Linked DNA regions of Mus musculus: region 1 is linked to region 2. A link is a loop called in an ENCODE intact Hi-C map of the cell type or tissue named here. Cell type or tissue: left cerebral cortex. All regions are shown on one strand. Each heading gives the region's core, and the rest is flanking DNA. Links, peaks and the distances in the headings are about the cores only. Region 1 overlaps A930006I01Rik (RIKEN cDNA A930006I01 gene). Region 2 overlaps Slc1a2 (solute carrier family 1 (glial high affinity glutamate transporter), member 2).

Evidence for each region. Hi-C counts contacts between places; a loop is a spot of excess contacts. Peaks named below come from ENCODE experiments on the same cell type or tissue, not always from the same donor. Only the 100,000 strongest peaks of a DNase experiment are listed, where the experiment ranks them.
Region 1: a loop joins it to region 2, with 5 times the contacts of the local background. A loop is called at or near these places in 19 of 42 quality-filtered maps.

Annotation. Positions count from the first base shown.
Region 1 is chr2:103,338,132-103,355,355 of GRCm38, reverse strand. A930006I01Rik (RIKEN cDNA A930006I01 gene) reads left to right here. Exons shown (of 3, transcript NR_040332.1): 2 at 13,326-13,456; 3 at 14,806-16,755. Among named protein-coding and RNA genes, the nearest start is that of A930006I01Rik, 26 kb to the left of the region's middle. In left cerebral cortex, for the core only: a CTCF peak has its summit at 7,835 (motif pointing right); a DNase peak (open chromatin) is centred at 7,837; H3K4me3 peaks cover 195 bases.
Region 2 is chr2:102,672,286-102,680,285 of GRCm38, reverse strand. All of the region lies in intron 1 of Slc1a2 (solute carrier family 1 (glial high affinity glutamate transporter), member 2), which reads right to left. LOC115489466 (a long non-coding RNA gene) reads right to left here. Exons shown (of 2, transcript XR_003953884.1): 2 at 1-8,000. Among named protein-coding and RNA genes, the nearest start is that of Slc1a2, 18 kb to the right of the region's middle. In left cerebral cortex, for the core only: a CTCF peak has its summit at 4,823 (motif pointing left); DNase peaks (open chromatin) are centred at 3,862, 4,021, 4,824, 5,619 and 2 more places; H3K4me3 peaks cover 2,173 bases; H3K27ac peaks cover 6,064 bases.

The DNA.
Region 1 (17,224 bases), core at 3,642-11,641, 670 kb before region 2:
GCATATGTAAAGCCACTCACTCAGAACTGGGATATGGGGGAGGTACAGGAAGTACTGGGAGGGGGGCTGTTGTAAGGACGGCACAAGTGACTCAGAACAGTGTGGTGCTGGTGCTAAGGGTACTGGGGAAGCTGAGCAGTTTCCTGGGCGACCACTGTGTGACATTCTAGAAGATGGTTCATCACTTGTGCCCAATCCTCCACCAAGGATGGTCTCCTTCCTTTCTGCATATTCTTTCTGGAGCATACTTCCCAATTTTGCTGCTGCTCACAGCTGCTGTTTCCTTTTGGGTTATGAGAAGCTAATTTTATTTTTCTCTCATATGAAAAGATAAAGTTGAGTTTTTTTTTAAATTTGTAAAATAGAGAAAAACAATGTATTTTTCAAACACGGTCATGCCTTACTTAGCCTTGGTTACTTTTAAATGTATTTTATGATGGTATGTTTTCATGTATGTGTGTGCATGTATGTATGTTTATGTGTGTGCCGTGCACATGCCTGTGCATGCAGAGGCCAAAGGACAACTCAGGTGTCATTCCTCACATGCTCTCTCCTTTTCTCTCCCTTTTTCCCTTTCTGTTTTCAGACAGGATCTTTCACTGGCTTAAACTCACCCAGTAGTTAGGCTGGCTGACCAGTGAGCACCAGGGCTCTGCCTGTCTCCACTTCTCCAGGGCTGGGATTAGACTCACAATACAGCACAGGCCCTGCACTTGGGTTCTGGGCACTGGATTGAGGTTCTCTCACTCCCAAGGCAAACATTTACTGACTGAGCTACCTTTCGAACTCCTACCTTACTATATTTTAATCAAATAAACACACATGTGTAGTTTAAGCCTTCAAATAGTAACACAGCCTTTCATAAGCTTCTTCGCAGGCGTTAGCTCTAACTCCTCTGGCTCTGGCTAGAGTCCTTGCCATACTTCTCAGTAAGATGTTTACATGACTTCTCTGGCATTTTGTATTTCTTATCCAGTATGTCTTGAGTATATTCCCATTAAAAATAAGAATGTGTTCACTCACAGGCTCTTCCTCACCTCAGGTCCACTCTGCCCCTCCTTCATGTAGTGACATCGCCTGTTGATAACCTCATTTGTCATAACAATTACATTGTATTCCCTTTGCTCTCCCTCATCCTCCTCAACTTCCTGCCCCCAACCTCATCATGGAATTCATGATTTCCTCCCCTCTTTGCTTGGTTTTCTACTTACCCATCACCATTATTCCTCCAGCCCTTTCTCTCACATTCCTCTTTGTTGTTCTCTGCTGAGATATTTTCCTGAGGCCTCCAACCTGGTTGGTGGTGCTCTGGCTGGGTGCTTGATTGTCTACTCCAGTTTCCCCATCTTTATCATTCTATGACTTCTAGTCTTTCACTTCCTGTAATAGACCAGCTATGTATTCTTGTCTTATTTAGTTTATTCCCTAATCTTGACTGAGCATACTGCTTATTTCTTTTGCATGTGTGTGTGTGATATATCATACACCACATTGATGATGTATGTGGGTACAATATCATGTGCCCATGGAGGCCAGAGGAAGGTATCCAGTTCACTCTGCCCTACTCCTTCACTGGACTTGAAGCTAGGCTGTTAGCTAGCAAGTCTCAGTGGTCCTTCTGTCTCTCCTTCCCACAGGACGCTAGAGTTACCAGGCAGGTGTGCTGGCATGTCCAGCCTTTTACACGGATGCTGGAGATTTGAACTCAGGTCATAATACTTGCACAGCAAACACTCAGATCGACTGAGCCAGCTCCTCAGCTTGGTTTATTTACTATAACTTTTTTTGTTTATTTGTTTTGTTTTTATTTTGAGACAGGGTTTCTCTCTGTAGCTCTGGACATCCAGGAGCTCACTCTGTAGACCAGGCTGGCCTCCAGCTCAGAGATCCTCCTGCCTCTGCCTCCGAGTGCTAGGATTAAAGGCACCACTGCTGCCACCACCACCACCTGACTTTACTATTACGTTTTAAAGAAAGAGTGAAACAAACAAACTATCAAAAGGTAAAAACCTTTGGGCCAAATCTGGAACTTAGCAGCCTAGAAACACCATTCATGTTAAGCTCCCCATGCATTTTCCAGATAATTCCATTTTATCTGCCTGTTAAGATCACAGTGAACCCATCCCCCAGGACAACACTCCTGTGTGTCCTGGCCTGGCATGAGGCACCTGCCTATACCCAGCAGATGCCAATCAACACTTACCTTAATAATACCTTAGCCTCAACACCCAAGGTTTAAGTTGCATTAATCACCTAATAAAGAAATCTTCACAAGTGCTAATTACTGACCCAGCCCTCATGCTGGACCCATTTCAAAAGGTGGCATCTTAGAAGCTATCGTGCTTATAGTCAGTCATTCAACAAACATTTATTGTCTACTTGTAGGCAAGACACAATTCCAGGGCTTTCACGCAGGCTATCTGCTTCGGTCCTCACAGCAGTCTTGTGAAGTGGAAGTTCTTGACCTTTGTAAATGAGGAAACAGTGGGAGAGAAACAGCTTCTGCAGCATCCACTCAATACACGGATGCACACGTTCTGGCTGCTAGGAGACAGAAATGTGACACGCACAGGCATGTGTCCCTGGCCTCTTGGATCTTCCAGTTTACCTCGTGATGATGAATATTGAACACATATATTTGAGATTACTGTCTAATATACTGTAAGGACATCTAAAGGAGGCCACTTGTTGTGGCCTGGAGAATTAGAGGCAGCTCTCTGGAGGTCCCACATTTCTGTCTGTCAAATGAGGGAGATTGGAAGCCAGATGAAATGAAGTGGAAGGGACAGAGGGAAGGCCAAACAGAAGTTAAGGCTCAGAGGTAGGAATGGGATTTGCCTAAGGGAGGAGCTGAAAGACCAGAGTGGCAGCCCTAAGAAAAAGAAGGCCCATGGCTGTACAGAGACCAACCAGGGAGCATCTTGTAAAGTATTGTGTGTTCTCTAAATGAACCTGCCGATTATCTTGGTGGAGGAGCTGAAGGGTTTGCAAACAATTAGGGGGTGTGTGGTAAGATACATTTTGTAAGAATTCATTGTTGTTCAGACTCTGATGGAGGGCATGCCATTGGAAGAGCTCAGAGAAAATGGCTCTCCAAACAGCCATGAGAGGGGATACTGCATAAAACAAGGATGCCAGTGGAGAGTGCAGAGGGAAGGGAAGGATTCAGGAGGCAGTGAGCAAGAGCTGTGTTCAAGGCCATGCAGATCAGAGCTCGGTTCTGAACAGAGCCACTGTTCTTCCTGCCTAGTAACTTGTTATCATTGTGACCAAAATACTTGAGAAAACAACTTAAGGAGGTGAAAGGTTGTTGTCAGTCCATGGTCACTTGGTTCCATGTGCTTGGGAAGAGCACTATGGCAGGGGGAATCTTCATGGCAGACAAGAAGAGGAAAACAAATCAGAAAAGGGTCGGGACTATGTATGTGTATACTTACATACATATGTATATATGTGTACACACATACATATATACATACATACACGCATTATATAAAATATAGTAAATATATAATATGTATGTATATGTACACACACACACACACCTGTACCTAGTGACCTACCTTCTACTAGGGACCACCCGCTAAACTTTTGAACCATCCTTAAGCTATGCCACCAGGTGGGGACTTGTATTCAGAACATAAAACTGAGGGTGGCACTTTTCAAATTCAAACTCTAACATGCTTCTCTCTGACCAAGAATGGACTGAGCATTTGTAGTTTTCCGTGTATTGTTTGGGGATGATGAGTTATATACAAATGTCCCTTGCCTGGAAGAGTCTCCATATTATGTTGTGTAGTGTGTCACTCACTGAGTGAGTAAGACCCAAACACAGTTACTGCCTTTAATAGCACACAGCCTGACAACCTCAGCTGCAATGCAAACAGGGTCCCAAACCAAAGGGAAGTACAGGGAAGTTCTAGAATTGTACACAAGTCTCATAGTCACAGTTACAGGACTGTCCTTGACTTGTTGGATATACTAAAAGCAGCAAGATGTTTGATTGTCCCCAAACTAGGATATGGATTTCTAAGGAGACAAAACCACTTTTAGAGTGGCCCAATTCTCTGTTGCTACCAGAAATTGTAGTCTTCAGGAACAAGTGAAACTTGTTTTGACATTTGAAACTGGATTTATATTTTATTAAAATTTAGATATTGTGCCAAATCATTTAACTTCATGGATTATCAGTCAATGTTTAAAAACCTTTATGTAGTCAGAACACAGACATGTTGCCTGGATTTCCTATGTCACATTTGTTAGAACATGATTTGAAAAGAGGACTTGTCTCTCAGAAGCAGTCGGTAAGCACTTGATGTGGGCCTCTGCTTTTCAGTTTGAAAAGAGAGTATAGGCACTGAAGACCCCATTCATGGCTCTTGACTGGGGTTCCCCTGAGGATGACCCTGGAACCCAGATGCAAGTATTTGTGACCTTTCCAAAACTGTCAAGTAGACAGGACAGGGACCAAAGAATGAAAAAAGAGTGTTGCGGTGACACAGAGTTGTTCTTTAAAGACAAAACCTTCTATTTCCTGGTCTTAGAGTGGTTGTAACTGCATGAAGAAAGCAAGTCCCATTCAGAAATATGTGGCTAGGCCTTGGCTGATGGACAGAAAGTGTAAAGACAACTTGCAGATGGCACTGAGAGACACAATCCTCTTTACTATAACTCCTCTAGAGTTGACTCAATACTTTTGCTGGCTTTTGCCCTGTTGGGATCTTTAGGTCCATGAGTAGTCAATGTGTTACTGTAGATTGTGAATGCATACACTTTTTCGTTGTTGTTTTTAAGAGTGTGATCCAAATCCTCCTTTCTGTTACTAAGTAGGAAGCAACTGAGAGAACAAAGCTCTCTACAGTGTCAATGATGCGAGTAACTTCTTTGCTGACCTAAAGGGAAGTTTTCAAAGACCACGAGGCTATTTCCCCAGGTTTTGGTGGATTAGCCACAAATACACATTGGAATTTAGACAGCAGTATTTATATTTCTCCACCACTTAAAAATAATTCTAAAATAAAGCTCAGTAAACTATAGTCTGGGGCCAATATCTGAACTCCCCCTGTTTTTGTAAGTAAAGACCCCATACAGGTGTAAACCCAAATATTAGTGTCCAGCCCCTTATTGGAAAAGGATTGTTAACCCAGGGCCTGTTTGTATTTTAGTAATGAATTATCATTCACCTAAAGGGATTAGACTGAATTACCCAATAACATGGCAGGTGTGAGGGGGCAGGTCTTTAGAATTCTTATTCTCCCCTAATGAGGGTTCTCTTCTCCAAGGCAAACCCAGCCCACCCTTGCAAGCGATGTTCCTCATTTCTTCTGAAAAGCTCCCCATTTCCCCTCTCCTTTTAGTTTCTCCTTCCTGTTCACTTAGAGGTGGGACTGGGGCACATGGCAGGAGCTTAGAACTGTCAGCTTCTAACTCCTGTGGACTTGGCCGATACCTGAGCACACCTGGTGCCTCATCGAGGCCAGGTGTTCCGGGTTCCTGGTTGGCTCTGCTGCCTGGCACCATGGAGGGTGGGGAAGGGCAGAACGGCCAATGTGATGATGTCCTGGTCATTGGGAAATCTCGTGTTGGAGAGGAGGCAAGGGTGGAGGGCACACCTATAGATCGGCTTGTGCTGGAGTTGGGGAGTAGAGAGAGATAGAGAGAAGCCCCTGGGCTCATGGGAAGTCTTGGCCATGGAGCACTGAGTAAGAACTGCTGACTGAAAGGGCAGAAGGAGGCAGTTGGGTCAGGCTCGGAACAGGTGCTGTAGATGAATGAACCAGGCTGAGGTCAAAGGTCTTGTTACGATCCCCCATGTACCTCCTGTACTCCAGTCCTGGCATAAACGATAGGTTATTGCGTGTAATGAACAAAATCCATGTTTTTAGTCCCTGAAATTTCTAGTGAGAGAAGGTGGCAGTCTGGATGGTAGGGTAACATAGTAGGTGGCCCAGATCACAGAGCAGGACAGGAGCCTCTTGCAAGGTCTGAGCAAGGGTGTGTTTTGCTCTGAGTTACATCTTCCAAATATGGCTCTAGCTGCCATACGGGAGACCAGGTCAGAGGCTATTGGAATCGTCTGCAGGAGGGTAGCTGGGAAGAAGCATATTCTAAATTTGCTACGGAGGCAGGCAAGCTTCTCAGAGGCTGGCCTTGGGTGGGATGGAAGAACTCAGGGATGAATCCAGTGTAGTGATTTGGAGTATGGGAGGAAGAGGGTAGAATTACCATTTACTGGGATGGGAAAACTTGTGAACCAGTTGGTCAGTCATGAGTTTGGGTGTGGACATGCCAACTGTCACGTTGCAGATGCTCAGGAGAAGCCGTTGTGAGCGTGGTGTATAGGGGGAGAGGTGGGCTGTGGGTCTCCATTTGGGAATCATCAGCCTAGAGATGGTACTTAGACGCTGAATTGTTTCTTCACAGAGGGAGGGTGGATGCAGAAGAGTAGAGCATGAGAGTACAGGTTTCAGGTCATGATGTTCAGAGGGTGGGGCATCAGGAGGACAGCTGGTATTTATAAACACTAGAACGAGAATATGAGAATCGATATCAGGACATTTACCAAAGCACTATCTGGTAGGGGGTGACAGAACAAGTCCACAGAAAGCTCTCCCAACGGTACAACAGATCCAGGCTGGTGGCCCCATCACCGCCAAGCAAGGGTGATGCTGTGCCCTGCTGTGCTGCTCTCTCAAAAAATGTGAGCGTTGTCTCTAAGCCAATTGTAAATGATGGCCAGGGTCATAGGGTTTTCTAACATGCTGGGCAGTCAGGCAAACAGCTGTAGGAGTGGTTGCAGGGAGACTGGGGGGCTGTAGGTGACAGGCAGGGATAACTCGGGGTGACAGACTCTCTAGCTGCTCCCCAGAAGCCATAGTTATGGGAGAAGCCATAGTTTCCTCAGAAGCACTTGGCACGTTGTCCGGACAGCAAGAGAAGCCAGTGCTGCCATTGATAGCTGTGTGACTTCAGGAAAATTGCTCAATGTCTCCCAAGCTCTATTTCCTCGTCGCTCATGACTAATAATTCCGTCCATGGGGGTATTTGTAAAGATTAAAGAATGTTAAGTACATTAATGCGTGTAGTGAACTGCAAAGCTATATGCAAATACAAGCGTTGGAACTAAGGAGGTCTGTGATTCCTGGCTCCATTTACACAAGAATGGATTGTCACACTTTGCATAAGTGATGGGTTTTCCTTTCTGAAGTTACTTCTTTGAGATCCCTAATCCTTACCATTGGGAGAAAGACTGGGGTTAGGAGAGAGGAGAAGGGTAACACAGGAGGTGAATGACCAAAGCACATTAATACATGTTTGAAAACATCTTAATGACACCCATTATTTTGTACAATGAGTTAGGCTGGTGGGGGGGAGACAAAATCGATATTTTAGAGAAAAAAAAAAGCTTCACAAACTGAAAGTGTCTTCCATTATTTGCTTTAGAGTTAAAGCATGAGCCACCATCCTTGGACTGGGAACACAAGAAAGACATTTCACTTCCCCCATCAATGATTTCTCTCTCCCTCCGGTTCCTTATCTGCCTCCTCCTTATCTCAGAAAAGCCTTTAGCCGGTTGCCAGGAGAGATGGCTGATCTTTCTCTTCTGCCTCCCGCAATGCTGATAAAAAGCAGGAGGGGGCACAAGGGATGGAAACAATTCTGGTCCTGCCAGCCTCAGTCCAAGGAGCATTTTAGGCCAGGGGATGGGGTTCCCCTGCTGGGGGCGGGGAGATCAGTAGGTCTGTGTGTTCCAGTCTCGACAGTCCAAAACCCTCTCTTGACATTGGGAAAGTCAGTGAGTTGGATTCAAGCTTTAGGGACTCTTTGGCTGCAGTCTGGTTACTTCTGCATGCAGCCACTAGATGGCAATGTCTTCCTAACCCTAAAGCAAGGTTTTGCTTTGGAAAAATGCCAAGTTTTAACACAGACAAACCACACACACACACACACACAGACACACAGACACACAGACACACAGACACACACAGACACACACACACACACACACACAGACACACAGACACACAGACACACACACACACACACACACACAGAGACACACACACACACACACACACACACACACACACACACACTTGTTCTCCCCTAAAGTGCAAAATAATATCCATATCAATAGGGAAGCAAAGAACGTTCTTTCTGAAAACTCTGGGTAAGTTAGTGATGCAGACAGACAGGGCACCTGCTGGAAGGAGGCATATTTGTGAGGACTGAGGTCTTCATTGAAGATGTCTTCAGTGGCTGCAGACAGTGTCATCAGGGAGCTATGGGAACTGTTGGGTATTAGGAAGCTGCAGAGGTCATGGAGATGTGCCCTAGATGGAAGGTTTGTGTGAAGAACCCTGCAAAACTCTGGCCCATGCCAAGTGCCGCCTGGCCTTGCAGAAGTTGGCCTTGCAGACACATGCCCAGGGCTGGCTGTTAAGACTGTCCTGGCAGAATCAAGGACCTCCTTTGCAGGCAAGGAATTCAGAGAGAGACAGTGCGATGGGAGCCTTCTCTTGTAGATGGGGAAACTGAGGTCAGAGCAAGGAAGGTCTCTGGAGTCTGTCTTCTTGCTAAGTTTCTTTGCATGTAAACAGCCCAATTGACTTTAAATGGCTTTTCCCAATGTCTCATGCTCTTTGATGAGCTAGCATAGCTTCTTAAGCTTCCTGGCTCCAGCTTGCCAAGCGCCAGTGTCTATGCAAACCCGGGCATGCTGCAGTGGTTGAGGTTCCAATAGCAGATGAATATGTTCAAAGCCATCCAGCAGCCAAGTGATCCGGTAGAGGAGAAAAGTCATTCCAAGTAATCGCTTATTAACTCGCCAAGCAATCTCACATCTCACCGTAGATGCTTTGCAGCTAATAATGATAATAATAAGTACTTATTTAGTGCTTCTTGTAGATCAGTCTCCATTTTAATCAGTTAGTATCATAGAGCCACATTATTCCAACAACACCATGAAATAGATCCTACTGCCATTTTTTTGAGTCAGGAGCTGTCTGTCTATACAGCTCAGGCTGTCCTGGAACACAGGAGAAATGCCCCCCCCCCCCCCCGCCTCAGTTTCCACAGTGCTTGGATTACCGATATCTGCTGACAAATTTGGTTCAGTTATTACTCTGTCTGTGTTACAGGTCCAATAGGGTAAATCAGAGAAGGTAAATAACTCGCCTACGGTTACACAGCTGGAAGGCACAGAGCCAACATCACACCCTGCTTTGCCTAACTCCAGAGCAGATCTTTTAGCATTCCTGCCATGAAGTTGCTTATGACACTTTCTCCCATGTGTAGGCTCTGACAGAGGCACTTGTCAGAGTTTCGGACCAGAGCACCAGTCAGCATCTTATCATTTTCCGATTGTGACATGGTGGCCCAGGGGTGGTGAGCAGGCTCAGGGCTTGGAGACTTGGTGGCTTCCAAGTCACACCTACAGGCTACTCAGAACGTGAACGTGTGGGACGAAAGAGTTGCTTGTAGACAGAGGCCAGCACCAACAGGCAAGACACTGCTGGATCTGTTTGGGGGCAAGCACAGGAGGAGTGGGTATCTCAGGGGACAAAAGGACAATAGCACAAAGAGGTAGTCTGTGTATAAAGGGCCACCCTGTTCTGGGGTCTGAGTGTCACCTTGATACAAAAGGACTTAGCATGTGGCAGTAAGGACTGACTACTCCATCTCCATCTTGTGGGAGACAGTGTCTCAAATGAAGAAATAGATGCCATGGGCTAGGCGTGTAACATGGTGGAAGGGTTCTTGCTTAGCATGTGTGAAGGTCTGGGGTCCCTTGGCACTAGAAACAAAAACAGAAACGAGGAACACAGAGGCCAGATTAAAAATGGGCTTCAAAAATCCAGGTTCCTGTTTTACCACAAAAGGCTATGACATTGAAGTGGAAGCATGTGAGATGCAGATGACTAGTCACCGGCTGCCAGTGCCGAAGTTACTGGTACACAAGTAGTACCGAGATTTCCAGTCCGACAGACTGGATTCCCAGATCCACGCCACCCTCTTTTACATTATGACCCTTGGGCAAACTATCTAGTGTCTACTGAGTCTCTATTTCCTCATATTTAAAAGAGGGAAAATTCAATATCTGCCCCAACGTTGCTGAGAGCACTAAACAGATGAAGTACACAACGTACCTGGTTGGCCACACTGTCTGGCTGCCGTGCCTAATAAACAGTAATGGGGATGATGAGGACGGTTGCTATACAGGCCCACCCTGGAAGTCTTGTTATACAAGTCTGGCAACCCGAGTTCAATCCCCAGGACCCACGTAAAAAAAGTGTCCACAAAAATGTCCTCTGATCTCTACAATTGTGTCATGGCACATCATATACCCTTATCTTATCTATGGATGAACACACACACACACACACACACAGAGTAGTAAAAAAATAAATATATATATATATATTTAAAGGGACCAGAAATAGAAGAGAATAAAAGAAGGAAACTCCCTAAGGACACCTCTTTCCAAGAAGAGAAACCATGATTCTATAATAGGTTTGAAAAACCAAGTATGGCTTTCTTGATGATATGCTAGTACCAGGATGTAAAAAAAGCCAGAGAGAGTCATAGTAATTGCTGGATCCACCTGCATACTACTCAGTCCTCCTCCACGCACCTGCCACACAGGCTGAGGTTCTACCATGAGGACAGTAATCAGGTAGAAGGGTCTGCAATGTTCTCATTCTCCACATTTAACTTCAGGCTGCCTGTTCTTGATATAAACACAAATGAGAGCTGACAACTCATTTTCTTCTTTTGTATTACAGAAGGGACCTGTTATTGTGGAAGACTGGGAAAAAAATAGGCTAGGCAAAATTAGGAAGATACTACAGCCTGAAACCCAGTCATCTGCATGTAACTACCATTAGAATGTTGGCCTTCACTTTGTCATTTCCTTTTATCAAAATGGTTTTCTCTTGTGGAATGTAATATTATGTACACCACTACTTTTCCTTTTTGGATAATGATTTTTAACTCTCCCCTAGGAAATCTTTTCCCAGAGTTGTGAAGAATTTGCCTAAACCCTTTTATAAAATGTGTATGTTAATAATCCACCTCCAAGCTGATCTCTGTGTATGGCAGATAGAAGAAGGAACAAGTTCTATTTCCTTTTCAAATGAATTTTCAGTGACAACCAAGCCATGTTCTCTCCAGCATTTCTCAGTTTGACCTTTTCTCGAAAACTCTGTTGGCCACACATGGGCGGATCTCTCCACTGGTTGCTGCTGTGATCCAGCAGTCTGTCTGCATGCTGTCTATAAAGGAAGAGGCTATGCTTTTCTGCGAGGTATCTGCATGCTGTCTATAAAGGAAGAGGCTATGCTTTTCTGCGAGGTAACAATGAACCTCAACAATTCACGGATAAACTAATTTTCCCCTTGGCAGATCCCAGGAGATGTATCATGGCACATGGCCTTTCCAAGGTGGAGTCAGCACTGTAGGGAGAGCTCTCCATGCAGGCTACAGACTGGAAATGGTCCATGGGCTTCACTGACTCATCGTGCAAACATCATCCATCATTCCCTTCCTCTTACAGTTCATATGTCATAACCAGTCAGGGAGCTCCACCCACCTGCAAAGGGCAGTGATGTGCTGGCTGCCATGTGCCTGGAAGGGGAGGATGCTATTGGAAAACACGAGTGACGACTGTCTCCATTTATTTATCCCTGAATGAAAATGACAGTCTTAATCACTACAGTTTAACAGCAAGATGCCGCAGCCGGTAGAGCAGGCCCTCCAACTCTGCTTTGCCTTCTAGAAGGTCACGGCTTGCCTTGAATCTTGGTAACTCTGTATGAATGTAAGAAAGTGGTTACGAGCTTTCAAAGTCTTTTTAGGAGGTGGGAGCTAGATTTGTCTCAGCTGGTCAAATGCTTGCCATACAAGCATCCAGGATCTGCATTCAGATCTTCAGCATCCATGTAAAGATCTTGCCCTGATGGCCTTCTCATCACTGGGGAGATAGAGACAGAGACTTTCTGGGGACATGCTGGCCACCGAGTGTAGCCAGTTGGTGAGTTTTTCAGGTTCAGTGAGAGAATGTCTCACAAGAATACATATACATGAACAACATTAGGCAGAATGAGTTGGTTGTATTCATATATTTGTAACAACAATTAATGAAAGAAGGGGCCATGAATTTGAGAGACAGCAAGGAGGGGTTTGGAGTGAAGAAATGGAAGGCTGAAACAGTATTATACTCTAATCTCAAAAAAAAAAAATTAAAAGAAGTAAACGAAATAAGAAAAAAGATTCAGAACAGATGCAGAGACCCGCAACCAAGCATTAGGTGGAGCTCAGGGGAACTCCATGGGAGGGGGAAGAGGGAGGATTGTTGGAGCCAGAAGGAGTGGAGGGGACCATGAGAACATAAGAACATGGCTCACAGAATTAACTAGGCAGGGATCATCGGGGCTCACAGACACTGAAACAACCACAGCACCTACTTGGGTCTATGTTGGTCATGGTTGTGTAGCTTGGTGTTCTTGTGGGACTCCTAACTGTGGGAGCCGGGTGTTTCTGACTCTTGCCTGCTCTGGGACCATTTCCTCCTATGGGGTTGCCTCCCTCATCCAGCCTTGATCTGAGGTTTGTGCCTAGTCTTATTGTAACTTGCTATGCTGCGCTAGGTTGATATCCCTGGGAAGCTTGCTCTTTTCTGAAGGGACCCAGAGGAGTGGTTTGGGGGGAAAGTGGAGGAGGGGAGCTGGGGGAGAGAGGGAGGGAACTGGTTAGAATGTGTTGTACGAGAGAGAGAGAGAGTCCGTTAAAAAATACTTACATGTATAAAAATAAAGAATTATGTAATAAGGCAGAAAGTGATCAAGATAGACACCCAGCATAAACCTGTGGCCTCCACACTCAGACACACATATTGTGAGACACACATGTCTTTGAGATCTTATCTGACACATAGCTTCACTGAGAAAGAGAATTAACATTTAAAATAGGGAGTGTTTTAAACCAATAGCATGCGTCTTCATCTTTTGACCCTGGTCTTTTTCACTTCCTCTTGAGAATGTTCTGTGTTCTGGATAGGAGCCTTGCATGCAGCTTGTTAAAAACTTCCCTTCTTTTTTTAATATTAAAAAATTTTTCTTTATAAATGTTTGTGGTTGGTATATAAGCATATGTTCATTTTTCTTTATTGACTTTGCACCCAGAAACATTGTGAAAACTATTTTACACTTATTTTGTGTGTGTGTGTGTGTGTGTGTGTTTGAGAGAGAGAGAGAGAGAGAGAGAGATCCATGTCTGGAGGTCAGAGAACAGCTTGTAAGAACTGTTTTTTTCTTTACACCATGCAGGTTTCGGTGATCGAATTCCATTTATCAGACTTCGCAGCAAACCTCCTTACCTGTGGAGCCATCCTGCCTGCCCTTGGGAAACTTTTGAATTATAAAAGTTGTCTATGGCTTTTCATGGATTTTTGATGAGGGTAAGAGTATGACCTCTCCATCCAATTGACATCGAGATACCTACAGGCCTAACCCCAGACCTGTGGCCTAAGACCAGGCCTTGTTAAAGAGCCCTCCTTGTCTGATAAATGTGGTTCTCACTACTCATCAAAGAAACTTCCCTTTTCAGCAGAAGCTAGCTTAGAAAACCAGCTGTGGTTTTCTGTGGTCAAAATAAAGCAAACAAATGATGGTATGGTGGCCAGCCCCAATGGATACATCACTAACACAACTCCCACACCCAAAGCTCAAGGATCTCACCAACATCATGGGAGATGGGACAGAAAGAGTGTAAGAACCAGAGGACCAGGAAATCTGCTGTGAGATTGTGTCTCTTAAAAAACAAACAAACAAACAAACAAACAAACAAACAGGAAGGCTTTACCCAAGATACCTCAACAATATGGCTGTCTAAAGAAGACCCCAACAATGACAGTGTGAATAGGCATGCTAGCATGGAAGAGGGAACTCTGATAGGGCCACACCCCTGAACAAAAGACTACAGATAACTAACAACTGCCAAGAGAGGGAGAGTTAGTCTTCCCCAGGGATAAGCCCCCATTATAGTTGTTCAATACTAAATGGTCAACCCTGAAATCATATGCATACAAGCATGAGTAAATGGACTCAGCAGATTACATTTATGTATTTATGTACATGTATGTTATACATATATGTATGAGTATATGTATATGATGTATATGTATGCCATAATAATAATTATCATCATCATCAAAGTAAAACAGGTGATGAATATGAGAGGGAGCAAGGGAGAAAAAGAGGGGATTGGAGGGACAGGACACAGCTGGAGTACCTGGAGTGAGGAGCGGGAGGAGGGAAGTGAGGTAACTATGCTTAAAACATTTTTTTAAATTATTGAGGAAAAAGAATATAATCCACAAAACAATTCTTATGTCTCTATTTTTTCTTTCTTTTATTGTGTATGTGTATGTGGAGGTGTGGGTGTGGTGCGTACACACATGTGTGCAGGTGTGAACACCCATGCATGTGTGGAGACCAGAGGAAGACTTTGGGTACCCTGTCTATTACGCCTTAGTTCATTGAGACACCGTCTCTCAAGGAGCCTGATCTAGGCTGGCTGCTGGCTAGCTTGGCAATCTTTCTGTCTCCACTTCTCACATTGGTGGAGTCACAGGTGCCACAGCCATGTCTGAGTGTTAAGGATTAATCCGTTTTTTTGTTTTTTGTTTTTTTTTTAACACAGGGATTCAAGCTCAGGCCCTTATGTTTATACAGCAGGCACTCCTTCACCCTGAGTCGGCTCCCCAGCCTGCCTGTCTTTATCTCTTGTTCTTGTCTCACCCTGTAGATGCTGCTGAATAGAGACCGGCGAGAACCAGCCTCCTTCTTCTACTTGAAGATGCAGAGGGAACATTTTCAAAGTTCCTCCTTTGAACTCATTGTTCAGGATTTTACTGTGGCTACTGAATAGCAGATTATTAATGTACCTTATTTTTCCTAATGTCCAATAGCTTTGCATAGTAAGCCATATGTTGAATTTTAGCAAGTGTTATTTTTCTCCGCATGTATTGAGCTGACTCCTTAGGCTCCTAGACTCACAGTGGGCTCTCCCCTGACAAACCCCTTCGAAGTGGGAAGTAACACAAGTCTAAAATGTGTTTGATACATGGAATCACTGAGCACTGTGGCTCAGGGGCATAGTATCCTGGGGGTTGTCAGCTGCCCCCTGGCCATCCTGGGGTGACTGGGATCAGCCTCATGGCTGCTGCCTAGAGTCTTCAGTGTTTTGCTGCATACTGCTAACCCAAGAAAGGTCAAAATTCAAAATGACAAGTGCAGTTTCTGCTAAATGTGTATTACTTTCACGCCATCAAAAAGTTGAAAAATCATGGGCCTGTTTTGTTGCCGTTGATATACTGGTTTCCAGTAACAGGACATGTATAGCATCATGCATCCTAGTATCCTGGAACAAGTCAGGTTTGCACATTGTGGATTTTCCCTTTACATATTGCTAGAGTTGGTTTATAAATACTTTGCTTAGCTGTTTACACCTGTGTTTACATGTACAATTGCCCTGTGATTTTTTTCTCTCACCCTATTCTTTACTGGATTGTAGTATTGATATTCTAGTTTCACAAAATAAAGAAGGGAATATACCTACTTTTGCTACTTTTTGGAAAATTTTGTACAAGATTGACATCAAATCTTTAAAAATTTAAAAATATCTGGTTGAGCTTAACATTCGGTGACAAGTTTATTTTAAATTTCAGATTTTCCAGTTTTATTTTTTTTTCTTGTGCTAATCTTGGTAAGTAACATTTCCTTGAGGTTTATATTCCTCTGCATTTTGAAGTTTATTGGCAGCTGTTTGTGATACCCTCACGACATTCCGCAAATGTCTCCAACAGACGCAATACAGCCACTCTTCCTCTGCTGACACTAAGAGCGGGGGGGGGGGGGGTGTTCCCCTTTTCTGTCCTGTTTTGTCTGAACAGATTTATTGCTTTTATTAGTTATTACATTTTTATTATGTTTATTTATGAATTGATGAGGGGTACACCAGGCACACACGTGGAGGTTAGAGCACAGCTTTTAGGATTTGGCTCTCTCCTACCATGTGGGGCCAGGAGATTGGGCTGAGGTATTGGGAGCTGGCAACAAGCTCTTTGACTCGTCTCAGCGGCCTCTTTATCAGTTATTTTAAAGAACCAAATTCTGACTTTTAAAAATCTTCTCTATTATCTCTTTTTTCTTTCAGCATTGCTGCTAACATTCTTTTAGGGGAAGACCTAAACAATGTCTATCTCTCCTCTGAAGGTCCAGGCTACTGCCCAAGATACAATGCTACCACAGTTCATCCTGGGGGAAGCAAGGAGTTTTTTAGGCTGCCGTACAGCGAGTGGGCAAGCATGTGCAGGCAGGAACACGGATGGTTCTAAAGCAGCCTCTGGGAGGTCTGCATCCCGAGTGATTCCCCCATGGCTGTGTACTTGGCATGCCACTCTTCAGGGAGTCCGTCCTTGGCTACAGAATGCTAGCCCCTCCCTGAGGCCATATGCAATCAGGGCAGAACTGTATACAACTGGTTGAGATGAGTGGCTGGATACCTGGGTGAGGGCCCCTGACCTTCTCCACCCTCCTCCCATGAAGGAGTGTCAGCAGTAAGCATTTGCAAGTTGAGTTCACGAAGGTGGTGGCAATTTGCCTTGGGGGACAGTCCTGTAAGACATTTCTTTTTCTTGAGTTTAGTGCACATCAGGACAAGACTATTTCACTTCTAAACTCTTCTAGAACTCCTATAAAAAGCACTGTGTCCTCCTGTATCCTTCTCATCTTTGTATTTCCCACTGTCCCATCTCTCCGCTTCATTCTGGGTAGCTTTGACCTCCCCCTCCCCAATGTTCTTTGCACTTGTTTTGAATTTGTTATTAAACCTACCTGTTGAACATTTTGTTTTGGCTATTGGGACTTTAAATGTTACAGTTCTAGAATTGTTATTACCGTTGGTTTGCACCAGGACCTTCCACACGCTGGCCCATGCTCTGGATTTGGGATTTCTTTCTGGCTCCTTTAATTCACAGTTGTTGTCTCTCAGTTCATGACTCATTACTTGCTTGAACTTTGTGATGGTCTGGTCTCATAAATGGCTATAAGGGGCAGTATGACTTTTGTAAAACTTACCCACATTTCTTTTATGATATTTGTTATTCTTACTTAGATATTTTTCTCCTTTGCTGTACCTGCAGTTCAAGGTTCATCAAGAAGAT
Region 2 (8,000 bases), core at 1-8,000:
TATGGATGGTGAATATGCAGAGAGGAATGCTTGAACTTGAACATGCAGATGTGCAGAGGTACCTTAAAAATACACCAAATACCTGAAAGTTCAAATAGCTAACTGAATTCTCCTGGTTGAAAACAACAACAATAAAACCTAACTTCAGCTCGAAGACTGTGAACTTTGTCCTATTTAAAATGCCTGTGTGATCTAGCAATAACTGACCAGATGGGCAGATGCCTGCTTGTCCCTGAAGAGTGCATCCTATAGTCTTACCTTCCCTTGATTCCATGGATGCTGCAAGGTTGTCAATCCACTGGCCAAGAGCAGATGGAAAACCAAGTAAATTGAAAGCCAGAGATTGGGTCAGTCTCTTAGGAGTGACCACTGCCATTTGTCCCTGGGCTTGGAGAACCCCAATACTGTGTTTCAATTTTGTTACATAAGAAGCCATTGGTAAAGGAGGAAAGGGCTTTGCCCAAAGGCGTGGCAACTCTTTATGAAGCCCAAGTAACTCAGATGGAAGTTACATTGTCTGTGGAAAGTATTCCTCCCCTTTGTGGGCTTAGAGGGTACCCTGCCCCTAATGACCACTCACTTCCCTCTGAACCTGGCATCTTGTGGGAAGTGACAGTTCCAGAGAGCAAGTGAGAGGGACGCTCTCACGGGGAGCAAAGTCAGCCTGTGCCTCTGGCTGCATCCCGCACAGCGATTAGCCCTGACTTCAAGAGCAACCCGATCTGAACAAGTATGGACTGTTCCTGAGCAGTTAGGACACTGGGATCATGTCACATGTCATGGCAGCTCCTCTTGGAAAGACCAGAGGAGAGGCCTCTGACCTGTGACGAAGACAGGGCTCAAGCCAGGCACTCATATTGAGTTATCTCTCAGGAGACCGCCCATAAAAAAAAAAGCTTCCAAGTTGTTTTGTTTTAAACACTGAAACCAGCTAGGTTTATAGTTACCATTATTATGTTATTTTATTTGTCTTTAATAGAATCTGTACATTGGCATCATACCTGTATGTGTGAGGCTGGGAAGCAAAGGGAACCTAACTCTTCCATCTCACTCTGTGACTAGGGCAAGATGCGCAGAAGGAGCCGACATCCAGCCTAGGGAGAGGCCCAGCTTCACCCTCACGAGAAAGGAGAAGCAAGAGCACAAACTGACCAGGTAAGGGACCTGAGAAAGTGGTCAGTTATTGCTCCATCACACAGACGGACAGAGGGGAGGCTTATGGCCTTTCTGAACCACTGCTGGAAGCTTTGGCCACGATACTGTGATTCTGTGTGTGCATCCTTCCAAAGTCCACATGTTGAAATCCCAATCTCCAAAGAGATAGTATTAGGTACTATCACTTGTCACTGAGCAGTGATGAAGTCACAAGGATGAAGCCCTCAGGAGTAGGATCAGCACCCTAATTATAAAAAAAAAAAAAAAAGCATCCTCATTTCCCTGAGGACACAGGTAAAAAATGTCATCTGCCTTATCAGACCCTAACTCTGCCACCACCTTGACCTTGCACTTCCCAGCCTCCAGAAGCACAGAAAACTTCAATTATTCATTAGCCATCAGTTTATGGAAACTTGTGAAAGTGGCCCAAATAAATTCAGACATGGAAGAACCTCATTTTTTTCTTTTCCCCAGTCTTCAGAACTCAGAAGGCATATTGTGAAAGCTGTTTGGTCCAGCAGCCAGGGAGATTGGGGATCAAAACATTAGTTTTTGACCTGGAACTTCAGATTGGCAAAGAGGCAGGCCAAGTGTTCTGGAACATTCTGAGTACCATGTTGACAACCATTAGAAGCACTGCGTTATCTCTAACAGTATATAAGTCAATTTCGCATCCACTTCCTACTTTCATACCCACTGAACACTTTGGTAAGGTTGACACTAGAAGATGACGTGCCGGTCCAAGGAAGCATAACCTAAACTCAAAGTGTCAGCCACAGCAAGCATTCCACTTCCAAAGGCCTACCTCTTAGTCAACAGCATCACCACATTCTGCTAACCAAGGCTGTTCCAATGGGTGTTTGGAGATCTCCAGTTTAACTTGTATTAGTAAATCAGCCCACTGTCTGACTGTATCTGGGATGTGATGTGAATCATCTAATCCCCTCTGTGTGTGCATGTATGTATGTGGGTACGTGGGTGCATGCAGGCCAGAGAACAACCTCCAGTGTCATCCCTTAGACACGATCCACCTTAATTATTAAAAGGGTATGTCTCTCACTGGCCTGGAACCCATCAAATAGGTTAAGCTGGTTGAAGCAGAGATCTGCATGTCTCTGCCTCTCTAACTCCAGGATTACAAGGATACACAACAACTCCCAGCTCTTGACCAGGATGCTGGTCCTTGGGCAAGGCAGACAGTCCACTGAGTCATCTCCCCAGCTCCATCTCACCTCAGGAGTGCTGCATTGAAGCAAAGTATTCTCTTACCCAGCAAGAGGCAGAAGCCGCTTTATCTACTCAACTCTCAGCCCTGGGAGTGTAAGAGGGTCTTTCAGAAGAGTCACCCAGAGACCTCATAGCTAGAAGGGGCATCTCCCTAGGCCGGCAGCATCTGCCTGTAGCTGGGCCACCTTGTTGTTCTTGGAGACACATGATTTATGCAAGTGCATTTCCATCAACCTAGAAGTTGCTTCCAAAATAAAAATGTTTGGCTTGCAATCTGTTCCTACCGTGTGGAAAGGGCAGACCCACCCACATTCGCCTTTAGCGTGTCCTTATGTTTCCTCCCCTCCTTCTCCTACCCCTCATCCTGCCATCTGACCAGTTTAGTCTCCTTTTATCCCTAAGAAAGTCAACAGTCGCCCTTTAACAGACTCGGGCTTCCTACAGACACTTCCTAAATCACCTGGGAAAATGCAGCAAGTGCCTTCAGTTATTCAGCCCAACTTCTTGCTTTTGACCTATCCAAACTGACCTCTTTCCTCTGTTTATCCTGAAGATTTGTCTTTTCACGTCTTCACCTGACTATGTTATGTAGATGTCTCTACCCGAGACTGTGGTACAAAATCCGGGCAGCCATCACAGGAGACAGAGATTTGGAATACCGTGTGTAATAATTCTAACAAGTAAGGAGTAGAAAGCACAGCGGAGGGGGAAACTATCCTGGCAGCCGCAGGTGCAAACACACCACTCACACCATCAAAGACACCTGGGCCGGCTTTCTAATCTTATCGCCAATAGCTTTATGGAAAAGACCTAGCAAACATACGTGTGGGTGCAGACTACATGTTACCAAGTAACCTGGAAAGTCAGGAGGCTGGTGAAAGGCTCAAGCTAAGCACAGAAGGCTACAGGTAACCAGAGAGTTATGGTTCCAAGAACAATGACAGTTACCATTACTGGGAGATGTCCACCTCCCGGGCACTGGGCCTAGAGTCCTTCACATATACCTTCTATGCCAAACCCTGCTGAGTAGGTGGCATTGCTCCTACTTAAAACTAAAAATGACACCCAGCCTTAAAGAGGCTCATTAATTTTCCTGAAGTCTTAAGCTAATGAGTGAAGAGACAGGAAGTTTTTCTTGGGTTTAAGTAGGGATTCAAACTTCCTCATAACTGTGTGCAATGCTGGCTCCTAGGAGCTCTTTTATGCAAAGTATTTCATCTTCGACTACTCTAGCATACAGTTAAGCAGCAGGCGTTCTCGGGGTCTCTTCTCATCTTTTAGCTTGTTTACGGTCACCATGAGGGGGACTGCGTATAAGCTTGGTCCTGCAAGGCTCCCTGAAATGGAGCCATGAACTGTGGGATACAGAGCAAAATAACAAGTTGGGAGCCACTTGTTATTCAAAGGCCCAGCCAAACACTACAGCACATGCCGGTGAAGCTGGCTGGCTCTCCTTCTCTGGTCCTTTCTGTTTGTTCCCAAGTAATCTGAGATGCTCTTGATGGAGAAATCTGAAGTTCTTATGATAAAGACTCCTCTAACAAGCTTTCTCTCCGGAGGCTCTCGCTCATTTACCCATTCAACAAACACCCTGTGAGCCAGTAGCAAAAGGATCCCAAGCCTTCACTTAAAATGCCTCCAGTGAGACATTAAAACTACATCTGGGGGCAGAACAGTGACTTTCCTGCTTTCAGAATGTGAGCAAGTCACCCCCCTCACTGGTTTGCCTCCGTAGCTTAGCCACAGGCAGAGGGGAAAGCCCTTTAGAGGACATATGGACGCTGACTCCTAAGGGAGAGTATCCTTTAACTAAAACAGGGTTTCCATGCCTACTTTAATCTTGTTGCCAACTGGCTTGAAACACAAGTTAGCCCTCTGGGGTGCCTAGTTAGTCATTTTGAAAAGAATATCTGTTTTTGTGCCTTCATTCTTGAACTATTTATTCTGGGGCGCCTCCAAGCTTTCAAATGTTCTCTTTATTTCCTCAAGTACCTTTCCGTTCAGCCTTAGAGCCAACTCCAGATCTATCATACAATCGCCCCTTCGCCTTAAACCAGTTTGTCAATAACCCAGACAGAAACATTTTACACGTACCTGAATCTGGAATCAAGGCTCCTTCTTGCACTTGGCTGAGGAGAATCCAGGAGCACAACGTGAGAGAGAGGATCTAGGGCCAAAATGGGTAACAAGAACCAAGACTGCCAAATTCCTCCCAGCAAAAGGTAGTCCCCGAAGAACTCTGGATCTCTGGCTGATTTGACAACTCAGGGTAACTTGGAATGTTTGAAAATCAAAGTATCAGGCCTTTCCTTCTTTAAAATCCAGGGGTCAGCTGGTGCTGGACTGGGAAAGAGCCATTCACCCTCTGGCTCTTGCTTTAGAGTGGCAGGAAAATCCCATTGCCCGGCCTGTGGTCATCAGCCCCACAGCGCCCCCTGCTGGGAGAAATGGTTGGGCCTGTTTGTCAAACAATGGTGGATGGCCTGGACAGTGGTTTGGTGGATGGCCTGGACAGTGGTTTGACTAGAAATGCATGATGAGTCTCCCGAAGGAGGAAGATAGTACGTGGGTGCATGCCTGGTTCTCGGGACTTACAATGGCCTCTGTGTCAGAGGAAACTACAAAATGTAGAATTTATACTTTGATTTTATTTTCATTTCAGAACCTGCAGACTTGGATTTGAATCTGGCAGGCTTTTAGTATTCGTGCACCCTACTAGCCATGAGGGAAGCCGCAGCTAAGGACTTCCCTAGGAGGCTCAGATGCTGGCTGTTTGTCCTGCCGACGGTTCCTGGAATGGTTTTCACCCTCTTATCCCAAGAGAACGAAACAAATACCCCCAAACACAGCCAAGCACCAGGAAAGTAAAGAAGTCCATGTCAGAGGGGAAATGTGTGTGTGTGTGTGTGTGTGTGTGTGTGTGTGTGTGTGTGTAAAGCATTCTCCTTTGGATTAGCAGCAAACACACATACTTAAAGATGTCATTTCTCTACCTGCAGGAAGTCACAGTAAGGGGACTCCACTGGGAATGATTAAATGTTCTAAGAAGCTCTGTAGTAATCAAAAGCAACAATTTAGCCACAGAACCGGCAGCTTCTGGTAACTGTTCTTCTTCTAAATCAGTTTTATAAGCAGTTAAACTGTCAAGCCCCAGGTTTTATTCACTGATGCAATTTAAATACCAACTTTGACTCAGAGCCCTTCTTTGTATCTGAATGCCTAATTCATTCCAGCTTCTTGCTTCCCTTTGCAAAGAACAAGGAAAAAGAAAAGACACAGTTCTGAAGGGAGACAGACAGTCTCAGGAAAGGCGAGGGCTCAGTGATGTTCATCTGACCAGAATCCACTGTGTTCTGAAAGAAGTGCAGAGAGAGGAATTTGTAGTCTTTCCCAGGCAGTAGAGCAGGGACACAGGTGAACATGGCAAATCTATTTTTGGCTTCAGGAGATGAGCTGTTGCCCAAAGGGTGGCTTTGTAACCTACTTGAACCCTGCTAACTCTTAGCAATAAGAAGGCTGGTTATTGACTGCTGGGCAGGGATATATCATTGACCACCAGCACCATATGAAGATGATCACCTCCTAAGGAGCAAAAAGACACATTTTCCCAATCCTGGCCTTTTCACTGGCTTAAGCCTATTTCTTCTCCCCCACTCCACGCCCTTCTGAGTTTCTTTCCCAAAGTAGACAATTCAATTACACCAGCATTCCCTGGGATGGAGATAATAAGAGGAAGTGAAAATAAATTAAGCTAGTCCCGATCCTCGGAGAGATCTGAAAGACAGTAAGCAGGCAGACTAGAAAACACTTAGCACTATCTGATCTAATGATGTGCTGAGAGAGGCCTGAACAAAGCACATCAGAACAGCCCCCCAGGAAGAAGCCCATCGCAGTAGTCACCCTCTTAAGAATCTACCCCGGCTTCCCTCACACGGATAGGACCATCTATTCAGTTATGGGTGAATGTTAAGTGCACCGTGTTAATCCTAACAGAGGACTTTGCAAAAATCAACTAGTCCTCAAATATTCTTACCACCCGTGAGAGCCATAGAAAGAAGAGAATAAATAATCAAGATATTTGAAAGCTGTAATTGCTGCCACGAAGGAAGAAAATAAGAAGACTGGGGTAGAATTGAGAAAGGGAGACCAGAAAGCCCCTTCTAGGGAGTGGCATTGAAGCTGATCATCAGAGAATGCTCTAGAAGGCACTAACTAGCTGTCGATGGTAGGAGAACAATGGAAATAAATGGTCTTAGAAGGAAAATGGGTAAGCAAGATGCAGGCATGGCTTGGGAAAATCTGAAAGGTTGGAAGCTATGCAGTCTCCAAGAAAGCAACAGCTGCTGCCTGGGCTAAAGCCATACCTGTGGCAATGCAGAGAATGGGCAAGGCTTAAGGAACCATTTGGAGAGAGGGGCTTACCTGGTAAGCTGGCAGATCAGAGCTGAGAGGAGAGAAAAGTTCAGGGACAAAGCTTTATTTCTGACTTCAGTACTATGGCAGCACTGTTGGCTGAGATGGGGGTGGGGAGTGGGGGAGCGTGGAGCTTGAAAGGAAGTAGGGGTGAATCTACAGGGAAAAATATCAACAGTTCCACTGTGGTACATTCATCCCCATGTACCTATGTGTTAAGCAAATAGGAACACCAACAAGGTCATGTAATCTGTTAGTCTAGGGTTAGAAAAAGACCTGAGTCATTCTTCAGAAGGTTTCAAGGGAACAGTGATATGGAAATGTTCCAGAAAGAATCCAAAGAGAATTTAGAGCCCAAAAGGCAACAGAAATAGATTGCAGCCAGGAGGTGGGGAGATAGCTCAGTGGTTAAACATCTTGTTATAGAAGCATGAAGACCAGAGCACAGAGCCCCAGCACCCACATAAAGACCCAACCAGCACTTAGTACTCTGGCACTCAGATGCACAGAAGGGAAGAGACAGGAGGATCCTGAGACTTGCGGATCAAGCAATCTAGCTAATTGGTGAGTTCCGGGTTCAGTTGAGAGACTCTGCCTCAAAAACTAAAGTCGAGAGTAGTAGTAGAGGAAGATGTCTGCTGTTAACCTCCGGTCTCCACATGCACATAAATGGATGCGAGTATTCACATGTGCATATACCACACACACACACACACACACACACACACACCCTCTCTCTCTCTCTCTTTCTCCCTCTCTCTCTCTCTCTCTCTCTCTCTCTCTCTCTCTCTCTCACACACACACACACACACACACACACACATAGACAGACAAACACACCACTAAGTCCAAGAACGTCTTCTACACAGATGTTACATAATGACCTGGGTCTAAAGGGAGAAAAAGGACAATTCCAGCTAAGGAGATATGTGAAGACTTATAAGGGAGAGGATAGAAGAAAATGTCAACCACTGGCCAATAAGGATATCATATTCAGCCTTCTGACAATGATGCTACAGAGGCAGGATAAACCGGCTCCATCTTCAGATGATTGATTGACTACATGAATTTGGCCACTTAGGCAGGTCGTGTTTCCCTTCTTCTCCACTGTGAGCCATCTTCCTATGTGTACTGGCTAGTCTTATGCCAACTTGACACAAGCTTGAGTTATCTGAAAAGAGGGAACCTCAATTGAGAAAATGCCT